Linked DNA regions of Homo sapiens: regions 1 and 3 are each linked to region 2. The links are chromatin loops, found by intact Hi-C in ENCODE. Cell type or tissue: Calu3. All regions are shown on one strand.

Region 1 (2,500 bases), 250 kb before region 2:
CCAAATTTATACTTATGTTAAAGTAGAAGGAATCATGTCAACACGACATTCCAACTATCCAGAATTATTGACAGAGGAAAACTTGAATACTGAACTCATTGGCCATACGAATTTATTCAGCAAAATATCCTTACTTGCTTTTTTTCTCAAAGACCTGGTGGGAAGCCCTCACCAGCTACATAGAAAGGCCATAATCAAATAAACGTCATGGTGCGAGTGTTCTAGAGCTCTAGCCTTACTTGCCTACAAAGTAAGTCTGTTTATCAAAGATGGCACCAGTGGAGGCCACAACACTGTGGAAATTTAGATGATCTGGGATAGACTGTCGCTATAGGCAAATTTAATTGGTTTGAGGATTATTCAGAATCTTATTTTATCTTGAAGGGATTGTCAGGACCTAGGGATAAAGAGGTCCCCTTCGTTACTCCCAGACACAGAGTCAGAATTAGCTGCTTCTGAGATAGAGTCGATGTGAGAACGGCTTGCTTTTTGCCAGAGCATTCACCTGAAGCATTTGATATTTAGTCAGGCTCCGGAAATGAAAACTTGAAAAAATAGTCAATGCGGTTATGTTGTATACTCTTAAGGACTGCCAAAGTCGTTTATAATGGAGTGAGCAAACACGTACTGCCGTGTTTTAAGACCAGACATCCTGTGCTTCCAAAGCAACTGATAAATGAGTATTCAAGTACTGGGGAGAAAGAAACAGGAAATGACCCTTGGGGAGTTTCAAAGTTTTAATTATGTTACTATCCTCCACTGGCTTTCTCCAGAAGCTGATAGTTCATACAGTTGACTTATTTTGCGAGTATTTTGAACTTTGCCATAGCAAATTGTAACCAGTAGTGTGGCTTACCCCGTCAGAGCTGACTCATGACCTCAAAACTGCAGACCAGCTTTGTGACTAATCACAGCCAAAGAAGCCAAACTTGTAACAGTTCTTTTTTTTGGTTTTTAGTTGTTAAAGAAATGTTCATTTCTACAAAGCTTGGCTGTAGTTCGTTGGCTGTAGTTGGTAAACACCTGCCTTTAATGATCCTTCCAAGGAACCCCCAAATATATACATTGTGTGCGTGTATGTGTGTGTGTATTATAATTACTGTTTTTACTCTTCTTGCTAGTAACTTTTCATGGCATATGAAGGCGGGCTTGTCAGTTTTTTGGTGCAGAACCTGATCTCTAAGTGTTTGAAGCAGCCCTGGGCAGAGTGGCTTCCTTAGAGCTTTGAGCGTCCTGCTTTGAGGGTGAGGCCTATCCTGCCCGAACACCTATGACAAAGCAGTGGTCTGTGGTGGTGCCAGGTCCCTTTGTAACTTCCTGTTGCCACATTTCAACACCACCGCTGGAGGGGATGACTGTGGTCTCAGTGGGAGAACAATTCAGTGACTTACTTTTTTAGTTTCTGACAGAAAAGGAGACTCCTCAGGTGGATTGCATTTGTATATGGGTTGCATTTGCAGGCGTGAGAAAGCATTTAATCCTTGCCACAATGTGCTGGCTCACTACGGAATAATTGTAATTATTGCCAGGGGTTCACATGAAATCCCTGATGCCTGTAAGTCGTGCCAGGTAGCTGCCGGAAGACCTGAGCTTCATGGCTGTCTTAACAGCTGGTGGACCCTGGTTTGAGTTTGCTTTCTAACAAATGTTAGGCAATAATCTCTCTCCTACCTGCAGAAATACTGAGTTTGAAATCAGAGTTGATCATGGCATTTTGGAAGTTTAGATGATGTAGCATCCATCCTTCCCCATTTTACAGTGAAAAAAAAAATGATGTGAGGAGGTGTCAGTTAGCCACCCAAGGTCACACCGGCAGTTAAAGTTAAAGACATGATTAGAACCAAATTCCAGTTTCCATGATTCTTAATTAATGCTCTTTCAATACTGCACCACTGCTTTGTAAAGCCTGAAAGACAATTTCCATAAATCCAAGGTGTTGTTATTCTTGCAAATAATCACTCGAAGCATTCAGACATCATTTATAGTCTTTTCAGCATTTAGATGAAAAGATTCATCACATCTTTTCCCCAAAAAGTATAAACTGAGATGGAAAGTAAACTGTTTAATTCCATAGTTTTAAAAATGGAATCATGGCCAGGCTCAGTGGCTCATGCCCGTAATATCAGCCCTTTGGGAGACAGAGGCAGGAGGATCACTTGAGGTCAGAGTTCAAGACCAGCCTGGGCAACAAAGTGAGAACCCGCCTCTACAAAAAATAAAAAACACAGCCTGATGTGATGGCACACACCTATGGTCCCAGCTACCTGGGACTCTGAGGCAGGAAGACCACTTGAGTCCAGGAGTTCGAGGACACAGTGAGCTCTAATTGCACCACTGCACTCCAGCCTGGAAAACAGAGTGAGACCTTGTCTCAAAAAAAAAAAAAAAAAAAGTTAATCATGTTTTACCCTTTTCAAATATAATCCACATGGATTAACAAAACTTCAGGAAACAGGCAAATTCACAAAAGAAACCAGAGTGTGTGTGTGTGTCTGTGTGT
Region 2 (2,500 bases):
TGTGAAGTCCCAAGAAATGGCCAAAGCTTTTATAATTTTTAGACAAAAATAAATTTGTGAAGAAATGACAGGACAAAGAAATCTGCCTGGGGTAGTAAATTCTAGAGGAGTCACTAGGAGGTATATACATGGAGTGTAAAGCTAGTGGCAGAGTTAATTAATTCAGTCCTGTTGCAGTGCCAAGTCTGGCTCCAATGTTAAGAACTATTCTTTTGTCCTGGTAGTGGGAAGGCACCTGTCTCAAAGAAATCTTTATGGCTTGCACCTGACAGGAAAAGACAGGTCAGCCTTTTCTTGAAACTACAATTTTCCAGTGTTTTCAGCTTGAAATAATCAATATGGCATATTTGGGTATAGTATGTCTTTTACTCCTTCATAGGAAAGAATCTCCATAATGATTTGGTAGTTTCAGCCAAAGAAGAGGAAATTGGGGTGCTAGTTAGATATATTTTTCTTAGCCTTATCACAAACTAGTTCTTTCATAATCTTCTAGTGTTTAAAAAGAAATACAGATCTGGGCCAGGCACGGTGGCTCACACCTGTAATCTCAGCACTTTGGGAGGCTAAGGCGGGCAGATCACTTGAGATCAGGAGTTCGAGACCAGCCTGGCCAACATGGCAAAATCCCGTCTCTACTAAAAATACAAAAATTAGCCAGGCGTGGTGGTGCATCCCAGCTACTCAGGAGGCTGAGGTAGGGGAATCACTTGAACCTGGGAGATGGAGGTTGCAGTGAGCCGAGATGGTACCACTGTACTCCAACCTGGGTGACAGAGTGAGAGTCTGTCTCAAAAAATAAATAAATAAATAAATAAATAATTTTAAAAAATAAAGAAATACAGATATCCAGTTTCCACACCCAATAATCTAAAATATGATCTGTTGGGGTGGGAATCTTCATTTTTTAACAAGTGTTGTCCTTATCATTCAGGTGGTTTAGACCTCACTGTTCCTTGAACAACACTTTGAGAAGCAATCCAGTAGAAATTTTGAAATATTGAAAATAGTTTCCTGACCTCCCTCTGACTTGGCTTCACAGGTCTGGTGACTTCAGGTTGGGAACCTCTGGAAGGGTGAATAATTGCCAACTCAATTCAGCTGTTCAGCCTTGGGCACTGCTTCAGTTGAAGCTCAAGAAGCTATGACTAAGTTGACCTTTTGTCATATCTCTTTTCCTCCCTGTTTATTTAAGTTACCATCTTAACTGGCTGCTGAAGTCAAAAGTGCTTTTGTTCTCTGCATGAATGGTTTGATTCACATCACACCAATATAGCTTCAAAGGGAGAAAAGTCTTTTACCTTTGGATAATCTTTCCCTCCCCCTACAAATGCCACAACTTGGCCAAAGGATTTTAAAGATTTTATGTTTTAACTATTTCAGACTCTTCAGGTTGCTTCTCTCTCCTTTTTCTTCTTGGAAGAAATAGGCCAAAAGAAATAACAACCACTTACAGGATTTTTAACAAAGGCGAATTCCTGCACTTAAGACAGCGATTCGCAAATTAGGAATTTAAAAAGAACAGATTACAGGAGCCACCTCCAGAGAGCCTGATTTGGGAGGTGTGGGATGGGGCTTGGGAAACTGTATTTTGATTCAGTGATTAGCTAGGTCTGTGAATCAACATTTTAGTGAATGAGTACCAGCAGATCACTTTCCCAAGTCTGGATGACCAAGAAGTGACAAATTCTAACTGAGAGTACTCCATTCTCTCCACTATCTCATGCTATGGTGATGATGGAAAGAAAAGGAAAGGAAGAAATCAAAGGCAGTCCAAGCTATCTGCTGTTTGTAGAACCTCATGTTCTGTCATTCACTTTTCCCCTTACCTCCTTGCTCATTTCATGTTTCAGCTGCCCTGGATTTCTTACACTACATGCATGATCACACATGATTGTCTTTTGTCTTCCTGCTTTTATACAAGCTGTTCTTTCAGCCTGGGATTCCTTTATGCCCAACTCCCTTTTCTCCCTGGTAAACTTCAAGACTCCATTCAAATATAACCTACTTTGTGAAGCTTCCCTAACACCCCAGGCTGAGTATATCCTTCCCTTCTCTGTACTCAATTAGATTTTTGTGCATGTAAGTATTGTGGTGCTGAGAAACTCATGTTCTACCGCCTGTAATTTATTTGAAATACTTCTTCATAGATGATATGATATGTATGTGTGTCAGTTAGTGACAAACTCTACATCCTACTGGCAGGTTGATAAAGTATCCTAAATAGGTACAATCTCAAAAAGTGATGAAGTGGCATTTCCAAGCTCCTATAGTCTACATTCTAGGAGAGTTATTATAACCTAATCACTTGGAAATACTATCTAAATTGAGATCAAGGGATAATAGAAGTATTTTTTCATAGGTGAAATGGATGGCATTCAGGATAATTATACTGCCCGGAAAGATAGTACAAACACCTCTGTCTTCTATGAATGGGTTATGAGAACCTGGCAAACCCAGCAATCTTGTGTTCACCCCACTTAACAGGAGCAATCTAGATTAG
Region 3 (2,500 bases), 110 kb before region 2:
TGTGACTTCCCCAGGGCCAAGACAGACCCGATATCATACCCAGGTCTTCTCAGCTGCCTAATTTTGTCCTTTTCCACTATACTATGTGGTCTCTTAGCAATCAGAGAGTGTTTTGTGTAAACAAGAAGAAAATGAACATTTTGTGTTATTATTATTGCAACTCAAAGAAAAATGTGAAAACAAAATCTTTTAGGATCATTAAATAAATACACATTTTTTTGTCCTGGGAAGTTATCTCAGTCATGAAAAAGAAGTAAGCTGGCTTCAGCAAAGTCCCCGTAAAAGCAAGGAGAGGGGAAGCGTTCTGTGCAATCAGCCTCAACCTTTTTGCTCACCCTGAAGTCCTGCTTACGTTGTTCTTCTGATTGCGTGTGACCCAGTGTGAAACTGGAATGGGAATTTGTCAGAACAAGTCGGTGGAGCTTTCCTGCTCAGAAAGAGCTTATCTCAGTTCTTGGGGGAAAGGAAAAAAAAGAAAATGAAAAATATAAAGCAAAACAACCAACACCCCCACTGTCACCATATCCAAAACATGAAACCCGAGGCTGTTAATGCATTTTAACAACTCCTCGTCTGGAGAAAATTACATGTATTCCGATTTACACACAAATCAATAGTTGTCTGCTGTGATTGAACTATGCACTAGAGAACTGTACTGTAATTACATTCATGCCAGGCATCAAGGACAAATCCCCTGGGTTTTGAGTAGGTGTGAGACAGGAAAAAATTACCAGCCCAGCCACAGAAGATTAAAAAAAAAAAAAAGTACCCACAAAGCTTTTCTTTCAGAACGGTGGGTTTAATTACATAGTCTTCATCTAACAAATAACAGTTCTCAAACCCTTGCTAAAATCATTGCATTTAAAATACATGTGTTTGCAGGGAGAGCAGGAAGGTTGAGGCTGATTGCACAGAACGCTCCCCCACTCCTCGCTTTTACAGGGACTTTGCTGAAGCCAGCTTGCTTCTGTTTCATGACTGAGATAACTTCCCAGTACAAAATCTTTATAAAACAGTTTTGTTCGTATCTCCGTGGATTCTCAGTTGTTTTACCTCTTCCTAATGGGAGTAGATTTTTCTCCTGTTTCTTAAAATAAACGATTTTAAAAGATTTTAATTTTATTTTTTTTTCTTCCATTGTGACATTTTGAAGTAGAACAGTACAGCTTGTGATTCTGAAATTGCAAATCACACCCCTGCCCTGAAGTGTTAAATTTCACATTGCAGTTTTCTGGAGAAGTTTTGGAACCACTGACTGAGGGTTGGACCAGGAATTTTTTCTTTACTATGTCATATAATACAAAAACTGCTCTGCTTACTCCAACACCCGGCCTACTATGTGCCAGGTGCCATGATTGATTCTCTGAATACATAGATTAATAAGATATAGTCTAGTTTTTGAGAGGCTCTTGGTCTACTAAGGGATTTGGGCAATAATTAACCATATTAATTATTACTGTGTTCTTTTCACACAAATAGGCTGTCCCCTCCCTCCTTCTCTGGCAGACACAGAATCCTTGTTTCCTCCCTTGCTGTTGCTGGGAATTTCTCTACCACTCTCACTGTTGTCAGACCCTACCATTGTAGGCACCAAGGACACTTGGGATCCTGTGAGGGGACAGTGAATGTCACCTGGGGTGGAGGTTGGTGTGAAAGGAAAATAAAAACTCAGGACCCCATTCACTATGCCAAAAGGAAAAAATTAAGCTGAAAGCTGAGTCACTCCAGAAACTGCTTTTCCTTTTGTTCCTAAGCAGATAGCTACAGATAAAAGGTTAAATATCACCACAGGTAGCTACTCTGTGTTCATCTTATCTTGAGATGAATACATAATTGACTATTACCAAACCTGCTCCTTTTCTCTTGCAACATGTGGGTTACCACACCCTCCCTTTTTCCCTTTAAATATGGAAGCCCTTAAAATCATCTTTGGAGAAAGGCACAGACCATGCACTGTTTCGGTGATTCTGTGTTCTATTCTCTTGGGCATGTCGTCCTTATCCTGGGAAAAATAAACTTCTAAGCTCATTGAGACCTATCTAAATACTTTTTGGCTCACAGCAGGCTCCCCACTTGCTCTGTCCAGTGAGTTGAGAGTTGGGACATGCTCACATGTGTGTAAAGTTTTAAGATGTGAGTAGTAAGTACATTTTAACTTAGCTTTCTGAGCTGTGTATGAAAACCATGAAGAGTATTTTCTATGAGGGAAATATTTATTTTTTCTTTTTTCTTTTATTATTATTATTATTTCAATAGTTTTGGGGGAACAGGTGGTATTTTGTTACATGGATGAGTTCTTTAGGTGTGATTTCTGAGATTTTGGGGCTCCCATCACCCGAACAGTGTACACTGCACCCAATGTGCAGTCTTTTATCTCTCAACCCCCCTTCCACCTGTCCCCACAAGACACCAGAGTTTATTATATCATTCTTATGCCTTTGCTTCCTCATAGCTTAGCTCGCACTTATCAGTGAGAACATACAATGTCTGATTTTCCATT

What was found. A loop is a pair of places that touch in the nucleus more often than their neighbours do. Peaks named below come from ENCODE experiments on the same cell type or tissue, not always from the same donor. Only the 100,000 strongest peaks of a DNase experiment are listed, where the experiment ranks them.
Region 1: a loop joins it to region 2, with 4 times the contacts of the local background. A loop is called at or near these places in 9 of 110 quality-filtered maps.
Region 3: a loop joins it to region 2, with 2.0 times the contacts of the local background. A loop is called at or near these places in 2 of 110 quality-filtered maps.

What each region holds. Positions count from the first base shown.
Region 1 is chr12:76,019,256-76,021,755 of GRCh38, reverse strand. No RefSeq gene overlaps it. Among named protein-coding and RNA genes, the nearest start is that of PHLDA1-AS1, 10 kb to the left of the region's middle. In Calu3, no CTCF peak of the experiment used is centred here; DNase peaks (open chromatin) are centred at 865 and 1,305.
Region 2 is chr12:75,765,598-75,768,097 of GRCh38, reverse strand. The region is part of intron 1 of LOC105369844 (a long non-coding RNA gene); the gene reads left to right. Among named protein-coding and RNA genes, the nearest start is that of KRR1, 260 kb to the right of the region's middle. In Calu3, no CTCF peak of the experiment used is centred here; a DNase peak (open chromatin) is centred at 1,097.
Region 3 is chr12:75,876,360-75,878,859 of GRCh38, reverse strand. No RefSeq gene overlaps it. Among named protein-coding and RNA genes, the nearest start is that of PHLDA1-AS1, 150 kb to the left of the region's middle. In Calu3, no CTCF peak of the experiment used is centred here; no DNase peak of the experiment used is centred here.